Linked DNA regions of Homo sapiens: region 1 is linked to region 2. The links are chromatin loops, found by intact Hi-C in ENCODE. Cell type or tissue: CD14-positive monocyte. All regions are shown on one strand. Each heading gives the region's core, and the rest is flanking DNA. Links, peaks and the distances in the headings are about the cores only.

The links. Peaks named below come from ENCODE experiments on the same cell type or tissue, not always from the same donor. Only the 100,000 strongest peaks of a DNase experiment are listed, where the experiment ranks them.
Region 1: a loop joins it to region 2, with 2.1 times the contacts of the local background. A loop is called at or near these places in 2 of 110 quality-filtered maps.

Annotation. Positions count from the first base shown.
Region 1 is chr12:40,280,994-40,289,342 of GRCh38, forward strand. LRRK2 (leucine rich repeat kinase 2) reads left to right here. Exons shown (of 51, transcript NM_198578.4): 19 at 2,882-3,140; 20 at 6,358-6,546. Among named protein-coding and RNA genes, the nearest start is that of LRRK2, 60 kb to the left of the region's middle. In CD14-positive monocyte, for the core only: no CTCF peak of the experiment used is centred there; no DNase peak of the experiment used is centred there.
Region 2 is chr12:40,332,657-40,341,005 of GRCh38, forward strand. It overlaps LRRK2 (leucine rich repeat kinase 2), which reads left to right. Exons shown (of 51, transcript NM_198578.4): 40 at 2,311-2,501; 41 at 7,638-7,798. Among named protein-coding and RNA genes, the nearest start is that of MUC19, 57 kb to the right of the region's middle. In CD14-positive monocyte, for the core only: CTCF peaks have their summits at 4,167 and 4,370; no DNase peak of the experiment used is centred there; H3K27ac peaks cover 635 bases.

The DNA of each region.
Region 1 (8,349 bases), core at 26-8,025, 52 kb before region 2:
GAAGGCGGAGCTTGCAGTGAGCCTAGATCGCGCCACTGCACTGCAGCCTGGGCGACAGAGTGAGACTCCGTCTCAAAAAAAAAAAAAACAAAAAACGAACCAACCAACCAACCAACAAAACAAACAAACAAAAAACCAACAAAACCAAACACTTCTATCATGCTCATTACCACCTGGGCACTGCTCCAAATACTTTACACAATTTAATCCTTACGACAACCTACGAAAAGGTCCAGTAGGTTCTAATGTTATTCCCATTGTGCAAGTGAGAAGCTGAGGCACTGAGGGTTTAAATAACTTGCCTAAGAACAAGCTCCTGGTAACAGTGTGAAATCTGCCTCCACAGTGCCTGCTTTAATTTCTTGGCTACACAGCAGATTCATGGTAGTGGTGGTAGTGGTGTTCATTTTCTCTAAAATAACAGTTTGAATAATTTGGTTTTGATAATGCACTGCATTTATTATAAATTAGATGATCAGAGAAAGATTGCAGGGATAAGAAATTATGCTTTTGATAATCTTTAGTTATATTCTTAATTTTCTTCATTATTATTTAAATGTAAAAATAAATATCTGTGAGCAGTAGTATTTTCCTGTCATGAAGCTGAAATTACTTTCATAAATATGTGTGAATATTCTAAAGAGAATGACTCTGTAGGATTTAAAGAAATTAATTCTTATTTTTGCTGGCATTTATTTATTTTATCAGATTCACTTTCTCATATATGTCTCTCTTCATGGCACCATATGCCTAAAGTCAGCTTGGATAGTTTGGATCCTCCAAGGAAAATTCCTTCCACAAACATGTGCAGCACACAGTGCTAGATAATTAATAGAGAATATAAAATGGGTTTCCTGTTTCAAGATGGTTTGTAGGTCTGTATGTGTAGGGCATTGACAAGAGAGTAAAACATAAATCACCTTAGTACAAAGTAAGGAGTGAATGGCATATCTTAGAGAAAAAAAAGTTACTGGGCTATAAGAGAAGGCATTTGTGAGTTTTTCCCTCCCTCCCCGCTTCCCTTCCCTTCCCTTCCCTTCCCTTCCCTTCCCTTCCCTTCCCTTCCCTTCCCTTCCCTTCCCTTCCCTTCCCTTCTCTTCCCTCCCCTCCCCTTCTCTTCCCTCCCCTCCCCTCCCCTCCCCTCCCCTCCCTTCTCCTTTCTCTTCCCCTTCCCCTTCCTCTTCCCCTTCCCCTTCTCCTTCCTTCCTTCCTTCCTTCCTCTTCCACCTGCCTTCCTTTTAATTTTGCTATGAGCCCTTAAAGAGGATTTTAGTAATTTGCTACTTAAATTAAATATATTTGCTAGATGTTGTGCTAGGCTTCAGGAATACAAGTTGGATTGCAGTAATGTAAAGCCCTTTGCATTCTAGCAAGAAAACAGATGGGTATGTATGTTTGCTCAGTGCTACATTAAATGAAATGGATGGGAGCCGGGAGGAGAAATGGTGTGTTTGGCCTGAGAGGTTAGTAGCAAGGACTTCTCTGCAAGAAAGTTTGAAGCCAATTCTTCAAGAATGAACACCTTTTTGCTGGGTGAAAAGTAGAGGAAGGCATTTGGGGTAATAGAAATAGCATAAAAGGTAATGAGGTTTGAAAAATTACATGCTGTGTTTGGAAGAATGTCCTGGAGCAGCAGCGTTTTAGAAGGTTTTTAAAGACGATGGTGACTTGATCAGAGCTCTGTAGTGCTTTGAGGATGGGTTGAAGGTGGGCGTACTTGGAGACTGGTGGGCATTTAATTGGTGCCTTCCAACCACATAAATGAATGTCCCCTCAAATCCCTTGGAAACACTTTAATTCTAGAAAATTCAAAAATTGTCCCCAACATCTTTTTCCTCTGAGTTGGTACCCTGGATCTTTGGGTCTTCTTTTCTTTCCTTTTTTGATGTTTTATTTTGGGTAATGAAAGTCACACAGGTTTTGAAGCCAGCAGATTTGGCTTCAAATCCAAGTCTCAGTTGCTTGCTAGCTGTAAGGGACAAATTATATATCTTTTCTAAATACTCATCTATAAAATGGGAGTAATAATTGCTATGGCATAGGATTTTTTTAAAAAAAAGATTAGAAATCATGTGTGTACAGAATTTAGCACAGTAACTGATGGATATTATTTCTATTACCTGTTATCTTGGTCTTCTAGTTGATAGCTCCTTGCTAGCGTCTAGCTCCTTTCCATAGCTCTTCCTGAGTAGGGCCAGCATGCAGTGCCACAGCTTGCTAAGGCTTCTCCTGGATTGCTGAGTTGTTCTAGTTTTTGTGGCACCTCACATGCTAACCCACCCTGAACACATGCTCTGAAAACATAACATTTAGAGGAAGGTTGAAGACTGAGAGACAAGGTATATCTTTGAGGAAATTCAGATGCTTGTCTTGAGGAGCTCAGGAAAGCTAGACACGAGTAATGACTGTCGTTTGTGTGTGGCATTAATAAATTTTACAATAGCTATGTCCCCATTTAGTTATTCTATGTCACAAATAAAGGCAGGACAGTAGTATTTACTGTGTTAAGGTACTGGTTTCCCAGGTATCTTACAGTGAGAAGACAGAAGCTCAGAAAGTGTAAGCAATGTGCATATTTGGTGGAGTCTGGATGTAAACAGAGATCTTGATGCCAAGCCTGTGGAGCTTTGTCTCCATATAATGTTGTCTCTTTCATAATAACTGACTGTCATGTGGCAGATTATTCATGCTATTCTGACATTGATGGCATTAATATCATCTTATTTTCCCAATCTATTCAAGGATCAGTTTTGCCTTATTTTATTTTGTTTCATTCCAAATTGGAGATGTAGAGAAAAATCACATGAAGTTTGATTTGCCAGTCTCCTAAAAGGAAGAAAAATGTAGATTTTTAATATACTTAATTTTTTTTCTTTAATAGGTATGTGAGAAAGAGAGCAGTCCCAAATTGGTGGAACTCTTACTGAATAGTGGATCTCGTGAACAAGATGTACGAAAAGCGTTGACGATAAGCATTGGGAAAGGTGACAGCCAGATCATCAGCTTGCTCTTAAGGAGGCTGGCCCTGGATGTGGCCAACAATAGCATTTGCCTTGGAGGATTTTGTATAGGAAAAGTTGAACCTTCTTGGCTTGGTCCTTTATTTCCAGATAAGACTTCTAATTTAAGGAAACAAACAAGTAAGTAACAAGGAGAATATTTTTTACAATTCTTATTTTTAATAGTATTTTTTTAAGTCACTAGTCTTTTAGTGGTTATTCATGCCAGTTTGAGGGACCTTAAGCCAAAGATATTGCAAAGGTTTGGATTTTTTTTTTTTTTGGCTATGAAATACTTCAAAATGACATTTAAGTTCTTTATGAGATAGCAAATAGTTATTTATAAAAATAGAGCAAAATAGTGGAAGCTTTTTGAAGGGGTACTTTTTAATATATATTTTTTATTATTAAAGTAAGATATCCCTGTTTTTAAAGGAAATATAAAATTATAAAAAAGAAAATAAAAATAACTTATTTTATCTCTTATAAGTAATTAATATGGATATTTTTCCTAACTTTTTATATGCTTACATGTACCTATGCATTCAAATGTATGTAAAAGCATACACACATATTTATTTGGCATTTTTAACTTAGAATATACTTTATATTTCAATTGATAATGCATTTTCTTTATACTTTCAAGCTCATGTGTATTTTGTACATATTATGTGTATTGATGGTAAGTTACCATCTTCTGACACTATTTTTATCTTTTGAGCTCTCTCATTTGTTCACACTAAATGTGTTTTTAGCGTGAAAGCTCCCAGCTTTCCCTGTGTTAACTTAGTCCCATGCCCATCTCCTTCCCCATGGTCATCAAACTCCATGAATCAACACCTTAAGGACCATCTTGCAAGTAACATGTTTGCTTCTCTCATTTTTATGATGCACTCACTAGCAAAACACCAGTTTTGGTCAGTCTACCAGTCTACTTTTTCCCTCAGTTTCACCAAGAAAACTGAGTGCTGCTAGAGAAAAGTACCCATCCATGCAATTTGGTGCCTTTATACATCAAGGTTTCCAACCGCTCAGTAGGCTCCAAAAGTTCCAATCAGGCTGAATTTTCCTCGGTTTCTCAAACACTTCGTGTACCCTTACTTCCAGTCTTTTTCCAGTGTTACTCTCTCTCTACCTAGCTCTAAATTCTCTCTTCACCTGGCTGTCTCTTCATTCTTCCTGTCTCAGTGCTATCACCAGTCTGGAAGGTTCTCTTACATGACCCTATAGCACTTTATTTCTCACATATACTACCATTCACCACATTATATAATTTAATTTTTCATTTTTATAATCTACTTTTTGGTAAATTGTTAGTACCATGAAGTCAATGTCAATTTTGTTCATGGTTGTAACCTTACCATTGATACTAGTGTTTTGCACATAGTAGATTATCATTTAGAATTAAGTATTCAATATTGGCAAAAAATAAAAATTGTGTAATACATTATGTTGATAAGCATGTGTGGAAACATGCTTCATATATTGATATGAATTTAAATTGTCCTCTTTTGAGGACAATTTGGCAATATCTACTAATATTTTTAATATATGTACATACTTTTTTGACCTCACAATGTACTGTTAGGAATCTATGATACAGACATTCTCAATGTGCACAAAAATTATGTACAAAAATGCACATTAAAACATTGTTTATAATAGCAAAAGAGTAGGAAAAAAACCTAAGTATTCCCCAAAAGGAACTATTCAAATAAATAATGGTACATACATGTTGTGGAATGCTTTGCAATCATTGAGGAAAAAAAAACGTGGAGCAAATTTAATGTCCTGATAAAGATTACATTACTCCGTGGCAAAAAAAAGGGCACAGACAGTGTTTTTACTATGCTAATGTTGATGAAAATGCAACTGGAATATGATAGTTATAAAAGTTTGAATATGAAATAAAACCCTCCAGAAATGGGTTCCCTGGTTGTCTCTGGGTCTTTGGAAATTACTGAGACATGGTTAGATCCCATGTTTCATTACTTAAACTAGTCTTATGCCAAAAACCTGCTTACTTTAATCTTCAATATCCGATGGAGAGGAATTGTGGGCCCATTGGAGAGGGACAGAGGGAGATTTATCATTCACTATATTCTCTTTGTTCTGTCTGGAGTTTTTACCATTGACACATCTTACCCAGTTAAAAAAACATAGAATTGTCATTTGATTAATTGGAGGGTATAACCATGATTTCACTGGCAGCTGGTCTGAGTAAAGAACACTTTGGGTCATAGCTTTCAAACATTTTTCAGGTAGTATTTGCCTAAGTGACATATTTGTGTGTGAGCTCATCCTACCGGGCTTCGGGATAATTTCCCATATCATAACATATTACTCTGGAAAAAGGAACCATTTGGGTATATGGGTATAGTGTAAGCCATAGTATCAGTTGCCTTCTTGGGGTTTATCATATGGGTCCACCACATATTTACAGTAGGAATAGATGTAGATACATGAGCATACTTCACTCTGCTACTATAATTATTGCTATTCCTACTGTTGTCAAAGTCTTTTAGCTGATTATCTACACTTCACAGGGGTAATATCAAATGATCCCCCACCATGCTCTGAGCCCCAGGGTTTATTTTCCTTTTTACAGTAGGAGGCCTAACCAGCATTGTATTAGCCAACTCATCACTGGATATTGTACTACATGATACAGCAGTATCATGTAGTAATATTTGAAGTCATTACAGTAGTAATATTTGAAGAAATCTTCCTGGCTGTATGTAGAACAATGAGGACTCAGCCAACTTATTCTTCATAGTAGAGCTAATACATAATGTAATGAAGTTGTGAGAAGAATGTTAACTTTGAAATTCCATCAGGTTTCCCAATAGTCATAATGAATCACTCAGCAAACTTTATAAAAATAACAAGATCCTTTATTTAGCAGTTTATGTGTTCTATGCATTGTGCTAAACATTTTATATGCATCATTTCAATTACTCTTTTTCATCACCATATACTGTATTTATTATCATCTTCATTTTCCAGGTGAGGACACTGATACCCAGGGAGCTCATATAACTCACAAATGGCATTTCTATGACTTGAACACAGGCCTGTCTGGCTTCAAAGCCTAGGCCTTTTCCTGAATAAAGTTAGTTCCATAGAGATTCAGTTTTGCTGTCTACATGAAAGCATTGTGTACATGGTTATGTTTTTTTAAAAAATATATGATCTGCCACCTGTTAATTATTCAGGATCACTAGTGTAAGGTGACTTTGAAAGGAAAAATAGAAATATTCTCCAGAAGCATAGCAATACGTAAGAACTTTGGTCCTATGTATGTTTATTTTTGCATAATTGTTGATTTCTAAGTTGCTGGTGTATCTCTTATTTTCAGATATAGCATCTACACTAGCAAGAATGGTGATCAGATATCAGATGAAAAGTGCTGTGGAAGAAGGAACAGCCTCAGGCAGCGATGGAAATTTTTCTGAAGATGTGCTGTCTAAATTTGATGAATGGACCTTTATTCCTGACTCTTCTATGGACAGTGTGTTTGCTCAAAGTGATGACCTGGATAGTGAAGGTATTTATTATAAAAAAAAACCCTTTATGCTTTATATTTACACACTGACATTGAACAATAGGACCCAAGACAAAAACCTGACCTAAATCATCTGGAAAAACTTGAGTAGAAATGTGTTTATTATCGCAAACAGTTAAGTTTACTAATTTTGGTTAAAGTGATGGGTCAAGGAAGTGTGTCTCTGTGCTTCTAAATGTTATACTAATTGGTTAATGGTTAATATTCCAGGAAACAAACTCTGACTAGACTGGAACGAGATTCCACGCTCTGTCATTGACTAGATCCTTTCGTGGCTTGTGTAAGCCCCTTAACCTTGTTAAAGGTAGTAATGTCGACTTTGCAGGGTTATACATAATAATTAGAAAAAATGTATGTAAAATGTCTGCAACAATGCTTGGCAAACAGGAAGCGCTTAATAAAAAAGGTTTTTATCTTTACTATAGCTTAAAACAATATTAATATTTTAATAGCTCACTTGAGATAACTTTTTAAAAAATTAATATGGTGAAATATATAATGACAATGATTAGGGCTGATGTATTTAGCATTAGCAGTTTGGTAAAAATGGAGTGAGGGGCTTTCTTATTAATATAGTATGATTGAAAACACTGGGTGATAGAATAAGGATATTTGAGAGGGCAAAAAATGAGAGTTGTTCCAAAATATTGTGTCTCAAGTCAAACCATTTTTAAAAATCAAGTGTAGTGATTTATATACATATATAATTTATATAAAATAAAATGCATTCACTTTAAGTATATATTTTCATGCGCTTTGAAAATTAACATATTCATGTGGTCATTGTCGCTATTAAGTTATGCAATATTTTCATTATCCAAAAAAGTTTCTTCATGCCTCTTCACTGAAAACATCCCCTTCCCCTGGCCCCCCTGACCCTTAGCAATCATTTGCTTCCTGACAATGTAGATTAATGTTTTCTCTAGTTTTATATACATAGGATCATACAGTGAGTACTCTTTTGTGTCTGTTTTCCAAAATGATTGTACTATGTTCTACCCCCACCAGCAGTACATGAGCATTCTGGTTGCTCTACATCCTTGTCAGTACTTGGTATTTTCAAGTTACTTTTAGCTGTTCTAGTGGAGGTTTAATTCATTTAGATGTAATTTTCATTTCCCTGATGACTAATTATGTAGAGGATGTTTTCATGTTCTTATTGGCCATTCTTATTTTTGTGTGAAGTGTTGAAGTATTTTGCTTTTAATTGGGTTGTCTTATTATATAAGAGTTCTTTGTATATTCTAGATAGAAGTTGTGACAGGTATATGTATTGCATATTTTTTTCCCAGTCATAGCTTGTCTTTTCATTTTACTAATTCTATTTTTAACAAAACAGAGGTTTTAAATCTTGGTGAAATGCAGTTTTCCAGTTTTTTTCTTTTATGGTTTGTGCTTTTTGTATCCCACTTAAGAAACCTTTTCTTAGCCTAAATTTGTGAATATTTTCTCCCATATTTTCTCTTAGAAGTGTTAAAATCTCAGCTTTGGCATTTAGGTCTAAAACATTTTAAGTTGATTTTTGTGTGTGGTGTGTCAATGAAGAGTTGACATTTATTTCTTTCTGTATGGATATCCAGTTGTTCCAACATTACTTGTTGAAAATATTATATAATTCCTCATTGAATTAATGGAAGCTTTGTTCTCTTTAATTGACTATTTAGGTATGGTTCTATTTTAGCATTATTTATTCTGTGCCACTGATTTATACCTTATTCTTATGCCAATACCACACTGTCTTGATTACTCTAGCTTAATAGCAGTTCTTGAAATCAGATAGTGTAA
Region 2 (8,349 bases), core at 118-8,117:
AGTAACAACAGTCACACTGTAGTTCTAGAACCAAATTGAACATTTTATATATAGAAGCTTATCTGTGAATCAAATCTGACATAATCTCTTTTAATGTGTAGGTAATTTCTTATATAAATTGATTTTTTGGCCTTGCTGTCAGCATGCATTTCAAATTTTACACCATGTGTTTGGGGAGCTATGGTGGAAATTAGTACATTAAAAATGTCTACAGAGCCAATTAGTGTATAAGCAGGGAGGCAAACTAAGGGAATGGTGGAAGAAATTAAAAAAAAAGGGGTGTGCATAATGTGCTTCTTCTCTTAAAAAAAAAAAAAGAAAAAGACAACAACAAAAAGAAAGAAAAATGACATTTGACGGTCATTCTACCAGTAGTCATGGGGCAGATCTATATTATACTGTACTATTACGCTGTTTTTTCTTTGCAATTAGTGAGTTGCTTTTCCAGGATAGAAAATTTGGATTAGACCTCTGTCTGTGCCTATGAAAACAAGCAGAGCTAACTTAACTCCTTCTCATCAGTTCTAACCAACTGACATGGGCATTAAAAAAAAGATTTTATCTACTAAGCAAATATGATCACAGTCTGAAGCTTTGTTCTTGGAAAATCCCCTCTCAGGGTGTTCAGCCTTTCTTCTTCAGCTTGCAGAATTCTCCATGTTTCAGTTTCCTGATAAATCAGTGGGCGCCGCTACTCCACATCTTTGAAGCTGGTTGTTAAGAAGCAGTGCTTCTGCAGCAATCACAGTTTAAAGCATGAATCAATTTAACATCACACAAGCTATACATTTCAACAGAGTTACAGTTTCAGAGTAAAGTGCAATATACAGTATAAAGCGAATCTGGAATTCAAGCCCAACAATGTCATAAAAGAGGCTGTGAAGTCTCACATGATGTGGGCCACAGAGAGGGTTGTTGCCATTGGATCTTAGCTCAAATACTACCACATCTTCGGAGTGGCCTGCCATGGGCCACCCTTACTAAGGCAATCCCTCTGTCCAAGCCAAAATGATATCTCGGACTTTTTTTGAATTGCAGAGAGATTGTTGCAGCCAGGGATTGCCTTAGTAAGGGTGGCCCATGGCGGGCCTCTCTGAGGATGTGGTAATATTTGAGATAAGATCTGAATGGCAAGACTTCAGCCATGTGAAGGGTGGAGGGATTTCTAGGGAAAGGGGTCAGCACAGGCAAAGACCCTATGATGGGAAGAAGCTGGGCACAGCTTGGGATTGAATGAATGCCAATGTGGCTGAAGGGTGGTGATTGAAGAGGAGGGGGAGACGAGAAGGTCTGGAAGGCCTGGGGCATGATCAGATCAGGTGCTGAGGCCGTGGAAGTAGATGGGATTTTCATCTAAGGGAAATGGGAAGTCATTAGAGAGTTTTCAGGAGGGGATGATATGTATTTTTTTAAAATTGAGCATTATCCTCGGTAAACTTTTGTAGTCGTTAAACCAGAGATTATAAGCAGGTTTTACCTCATATGCCAGTTGCAGCTGATTAGTAGTGGCTATAGAGAATCCTGGGCTGAGAAGGATACTGTGGCTAACCAGAATTCAGTAGATGAGTTTGACGTGGCCTGTTAGTATGACTACACTGTGTGCACTGTTTCTGCATTAAATGTCTGATAAAAACAGAGCCAAAGGAAAAATAGAACTTAAAAATTTAATTCTGACAGTACAGTTGACCCTTGAAAAACATAAAGGTTGGGGTGCTGACCCCTTGTGCAGTCACAAATTTGCATATAACTTTTGACCTCCCCAAAAAACTGAACCACTGATAGCCCACTGTTGACTGGAAGCTTTACTGATAACATAAACACTTGATTAACACATGTTTTATATGTTATCTGTATTATATACTCCATTCTTACCATAAAGCAAGCTAGAGAAAAGAGTATTTTATTTAAAAAATCATAATGAAGAGAAATATATTTAATCTTCGTTAAGTAGAAGTGGATCATTATAAAGGTCTTCACCCTCATCATCTTCACATTGAGTGGGCTGAGGAGGGGGAGGTAGAGGAAAGGTTGGTCTTGCTGTCTCAAGAGTGGCAGAGGTGGAAGAAAATTTATGTATATGTGGACTCATGCACTTCAATCCCATGTTGTCCATAGGTCAACTGTAGTTTCAAAACCAGCTTTTTATTACTGAAAATACGGGAAAAAAAACTCAGAGAAGAAATGGAAAGTTTGCTATGATCCAGTCATACAGAGAAATCCATGTTCAGCCTGTTGATGCACTTTAAAGAAGGAGATACGTGGGTAAAACCTGATGTTGAATTACTCTTACATGATTTTGGACTTTTGCAGGAGCTTGTGGTGCTTTGCCACCTCCACCACCCCAGTTTGATATCTTTGCTGGCAGCTGGGATTCGTCCCCGGATGTTGGTGATGGAGTTAGCCTCCAAGGGTTCCTTGGATCGCCTGCTTCAGCAGGACAAAGCCAGCCTCACTAGAACCCTACAGCACAGGATTGCACTCCACGTAGCTGATGGTTTGAGGTAAGTAGGTCATGTTGTTTTCTATTCAGTGCATGACAAGTGTGATCCAGACTTGCTCTCAGGTTCTGAGAACACTTCCCAGTAACACTGTGCCCCAGTAACAATTTATAAACAATTTGGATGAAAACTACCATTTCCCTGATCAAATTTTGTAATTTCAGAAAATAAGAGTATGGAAACCATGCAGAACCTCATAGCAAGTAGTAATAGACTTTGAACCCACAAGTTCTGCTCTAGAACCCATCATCTTAACCCTGTACTGATCTGCCTTCTATAAAAATGTATAAGTTAGGCTTCACAGTATCAAAGTAAGTGTCAATTACATGATTCCAATGAGGAAAGATGAGTCCATACTTCTCAAGGGGACTAGAGTGATTCATGTTGGATTCTTCGGCATGACCATCTCACATGTCTCAGAGGCACACCTAACCCTGCATCCAGAGCAAGCTTTGGAGAGGGAGCACACTGGAGTGGAAAGGCTGTGGTCTTTGAAGACAAAAGGCCTGGGATTCATCACTATTCCACACATTTAGTAACTGTGATTTTATATCTCTGATTCCCATTTTTTAAATAGTCTGTGAACCATGACTAATATTTAATGCATAAAATTATGATGACTTCTGTAATAATTGGAGACATTCCAGATGAAACTCTTGATGTCCCCTCTGCCATTGCTCCCCAACCCCAGTCACCCTGTTACACCTGAGAGTCACCTTACATTCCTTTCTTCCTCTCTCATTTCACAGCTAATCCTTCAGCAAATCTTTTCAGCTCTGCCACCAAAATATATCTTAATGCTTCTAACAATTTCTCTCACTAACGTCTAAATCTGAGCCAGTATCATCTCTCATTGCCTACTGGTCCCCTGCTTCTACCTCTGTCTCATGATAGTCCCATTCCTCACCCAGCCTCTGGAGTGATTTTTCTAACATGAAAGTTGGATCAGGACTTGTTCCTGTTATTACCCCTCCCCTGCCTTATTTCTTGGGTACAGTGCTCAGCCACTCCCATCCCTGAGGTTCCTTGCAGATACCAGAGGCTTTATATCTGCTGTTGATTTCACTCAGGAATGTCTGACTCCCAGATGTGCTCTCTACTTATTATAAAGGATTATCTGAATCTTTCTGAATCCTTTCATTTAGGACTCTCAGCAGAGAGGATGTCCGCAACGACCCTTTGTCTCTCCAGCCCCTATAGGACTATTGCTGCCTAGGATTCTTTATGTTTTCATTTTTTAAAAACTTATTTATTGTCTGTCTTGCCATCAGAATCTAAGTACCATGAAAGAAGGGACTTTTCGTCTTGTTTGCCATTGTATCTCTAGCTCCTAAAATAGTAAGCCTTCAGAATTACTGTGTTGACAGTAGGGGAAGGGGGAGAAAGGAGGAAAGAAGGAAAACAGTGCCTGGGGCATAGAAGCCAAGCAGTGTATGCAACTTTCCTTCTCTTCTTTCTCTTCTGAAATGCTATGAATATGCCTTTTAGGTAGTATCCAGAAATGTTCCTTCCTGAAAGGGTCCAGAAACTACTGAAAACTGTACAGATTATGAAATGAAACAGGGTGCAGGGATTTGGATTTGAGTTGATGTTTCTGCTTTTGAACACCAGGGGGAATCTTGGGTTACATTAATCTAGGTAAAGTGCAGAATAGTCTCCTGTATTTCAGTGCCCTCTTTCCTTCATTTAACTAACTCTAGGTTCTAGTTTTTCCCTAATTCTTCCACAAATCCCCAAAGTGTTTATTTATAAAGTGAAGAATTGCTATTTTTTAACACTGTTCGAAACACCTTATCTCTAAAATGACTTATTCTAGTTCTCTGAAACCTTACTTTAAATAACAAATCCAGCAGTTTCTGATGAAGTAAATGAAATGTCAGCATATTTTAAAATAATTTGCCTAATTTGTTCTTAGCATAATGCCAGAAAAGCTTTCTGGATTTTGTATCACAAAAGGCTAGTAGATTTCAGTAGCTATCAATCTTCTACCAGCACTAAGTATATTTTAAAAACTCAGCATTAAGGTTTATTTTTCCAAGTATGTTTCAGCACAGGAAATAAAATCATGCTCCTTTGGAGTCCCTTAAATGCTGGAGCTGTTTAGAGTGACATACAAGAACTTTCTTCACGTTACATGCTCTCTCTTCCTCCATCTTGCTTTTAACTGTTAGCTTACTTCTCCAATTCAATCCACTTCGTTTGAACTCTTTATCATAATTCTATAAAACTTATGAAAATACAGTCAACTGCATTTTCTGTATGTTTCTGTGTTTCAATATCTTCAAAATGGAATGTACTGCCTTGGTACATCACCCACTATGAATCTGTTATTTCTGTTATATCCCACAGTTGCCAGGCCAGGATACTTGTCCCATCCAGGCCAAACACCTTCCCCCGAAAGCAAGTATGCATTTGTCCACCAGGTCCTTGACTCTATTTTACATTATCTTTTTAGTCAATTCATTTATTTTTATGCCACTCCTGCTGTCTTGGTTCAGTATGTCCAGGGAATTATCAGAATTTCTTTTCTAAAATAAAAATCTGTTTATGCTTGCAATTCCTTGACAGTTCTCAATTATCTGCAAAGTGCATCCAAACTTCTTGGCATAGCATCAAAGATCTTTCTGTATGCCTCTTGCTTCCCTTTGCGGCCCCTGCCACCCCACTGCCCACACTGCATTCTAGCCGTGATGACAGGCTTGAATTTTCAGTTATGCTCATGTCTGTCCATCATTGTATTTGTTATTCCTCTCTTTCCACCAAGTTGTCTGCCTAGAGAGCTCATTTTCCTTAAGAATTTCTTCACAAACCATCTCTACTATGAAGCTCAAGTGTGTCATGAAGTGTTAGCTTCTCCAACTTGTGTTTCTTGCAGACACTCTGTGCAAGACATTGACTTAGGTGCTAAAGAGGGAAAGCTAGATATTATATTGTTCTTGAGGTTGAAAGCTTACAGTCTAGTAGGAGAGTCAACTTTGCTGTCTTTACCTCAGTGTTTTTCTCCCTCTGTGCTTCCCTAGCACGTGGTACTTACATATTTCTGGAATCTTGATTAAACACCTGTTTGAGGACTGTCTGAGCACAATCCTTCTGGATTGTGACACCCTCAAGGGAGCAGAGATACAAAGATGGCTTTGTATACTAAATGACTGGCCCTCATAGATACCTAGTACATATTTGTCAAATAAATGAATGCATTCTATTTTTGGAATAATTCTATTCAGAATCAGATAAAGTTTACTTTAAGCTATGAAGAAAGAAGTCTCTTAGCAACTCTTACAATAATCACAATCAAAGAATGACTGTTTAACTTAATATAAACCAGTTTGTTTTAATAAAATATTTGACAATAGTCATGGTTACACAATGCATAAATTATGGCTAAATTATTATCAGGAAGGAAAAATCTTTACTTATTATTTCAAAAGCTATTTTGCTAGTCTATTAAAAGCTATTAGAACTGCACTTCTTAAGATTAAATTCTATAATTGAACATTTTAACTAACCAAGATATTATCTCTTTGCCACTGACATTATTTCAAATTAAGCTTAACTATTTCTTTTTAGCCTTTGGAAAGTATTCTGAAAGAGTCTGTGTTCTATAAATATACTTAAAGAGGCATGTCTTATAAAGGATTTGGATACTATTCAATGATGTATGACTTGGCTTTAGCTTTTTTATTCTTAATCTCTCAGCTTTTCTCTTCAGCAGGGGAAGAGTACCTAATGGCCTTTCAGTAATCCCTTGGTAAATTTTTCTTTCAAGCCCATTACTTACTGTGAAGGTCAACTTCATTAGTGTATTTATCTTATTTTTTTCAGCCCAAAATAGGTATATTGAAATGAATGGGCCTAATGTCAAATGTCCCGACTACATCCTGGAAGAGAGAGAATCTTCAGCTGTATTAGTTGATGCAGTTAAATAATATGTACTCTCCAGGCCCTCATACAATTGAAAGTTCAGGGTATCGTTGCTGCTCTGCTTCTAATCCTTCCAGAAGTGATTGGTGCTAGGTGATGGAGTAACTATTAATTGATATAATGTGAGCCAAAACCAACAGTCACGAATAAGCAAAGGATTTAAATTTAACTCCATTAAGTCTTGTGAGAAATTATTTTCAACATAGGTTATAACATACCTGTGACATCACATGAAATGCTGTAGTCAATTTGACATCATGGGGCAGAGAAGACAGAGTTGGAAATCAGAATTTTATAGACATCTAATGTGATAATAACATTAGTAGCTGAGATGCGGTAAGCTCTTTGACCATGTTTCCAGAATGGATAAGACCTGGTTGAGATGAAAACTTTACACTGTTTTTTTATATTAACTATCTTTTACTCTTTGCCTGAAATGTCCAACTCTAGTTGCTCGTGATTGCGTGGGTCAGTCTCCAGAAGGTTGGACTTTAATATTACCCGTCATCTTTTCCAAGACAAAATTGTATTCATTCTAACTCTTAGCCCCAAATTTTCTTTTTTAACCTTAATATCTAACATGATTAGGTTTATGGTAAATTATATACTCAAACAGAAGAAGAGACTAATAGCAAGCAAAAGTCTTATATTTTCATTTGTTTTCATCCAAAAAGTAGAAAATATTTTCCAAACATTGGGAAACATTTTAGTCAGAAAAATAAATATCAATGATAAATAGAATAGAGAAAAATTTTAAAGCTGAGCTAAACCTCTATGTGGTTTTAGGAAAATCAAAACTATTAAATAAATGGCAAGTACAACAAAATCCCATCAATTCTTATTTAACATACTTACATTTTGAAATAGTTAAAATATTCATATGATCATTGAGAGAATTCAGAATTGCCTTTAAGTAATTGTTCACATATACAAAAGAAAAGTCTCCAAAAATTGGGTCTTTGCCTGAGATAGATTTGTCTTAAAATTGAAATCATTCACTTATCAGATTTGACCCTTTTTTAAAGCATAACTTTGCTGTGTAATATTAGACTTATATGTTTTGATTTCCTTCTACAATATCTCTTAACTTTAAGGGACAAAGTGAGCACAGAATTTTTGATGCTTGACATAGTGGACATTTATATTTAAGGAAATTAGGACAAAAATTATTATAATGTAATCACATTTGAATAAGATTTCCTGTGCATTTTCTGGCAGATACCTCCACTCAGCCATGATTATATACCGAGACCTGAAACCCCACAATGTGCTGCTTTTCACACTGTATCCCAATGCTGCCATCATTGCAAAGATTGCTGACTACGGCATTGCTCAGTACTGCTGTAGAATGGGGATAAAAACATCAGAGGGCACACCAGGTAGGTGATCAGGTCTGTCTCATAATTCTATCTTCAGGATGGATAACCACTGACCTCAGATGTGAGTTCAGAAGAGTCAAAAGGAAAACAGAGTCTATCACATTGTGAACAGAGGTTTATTTTGTGAAAAAATGCAAGCATCACATTGTGATTTTTATCATTGTATTTTGTAGGAAAAAAACAATTGATGTAATTTTTCAGGGCAAAAACTGAATAAAAAGAAGAGAATGTTTGATATCAAGTTATATGTTTTAAAGTTAGATTTGTAGATTCTTTAGATACTCTAGAGGTCATAAAAAGTAACAGCAAAAACTTTAGTCTAGGTATTGTTGGCACTTGTGAGGCAAATCAAATTCAGGTCCACAAATTCTTTTTCATAATTCTGAAACCCAAAGAACTCTGAAAATCCCAAGATTTTTTAAAAAATGACTAATTTGGTGTCAAAACCTAAGCAAGCTGACTTGTTGCTTATTACAATCTTTATTTCTCATGCTCAGTGTGAATATGCATACATTTTGCTGCAGAAATATATACATGTTTGAGTACAGGGG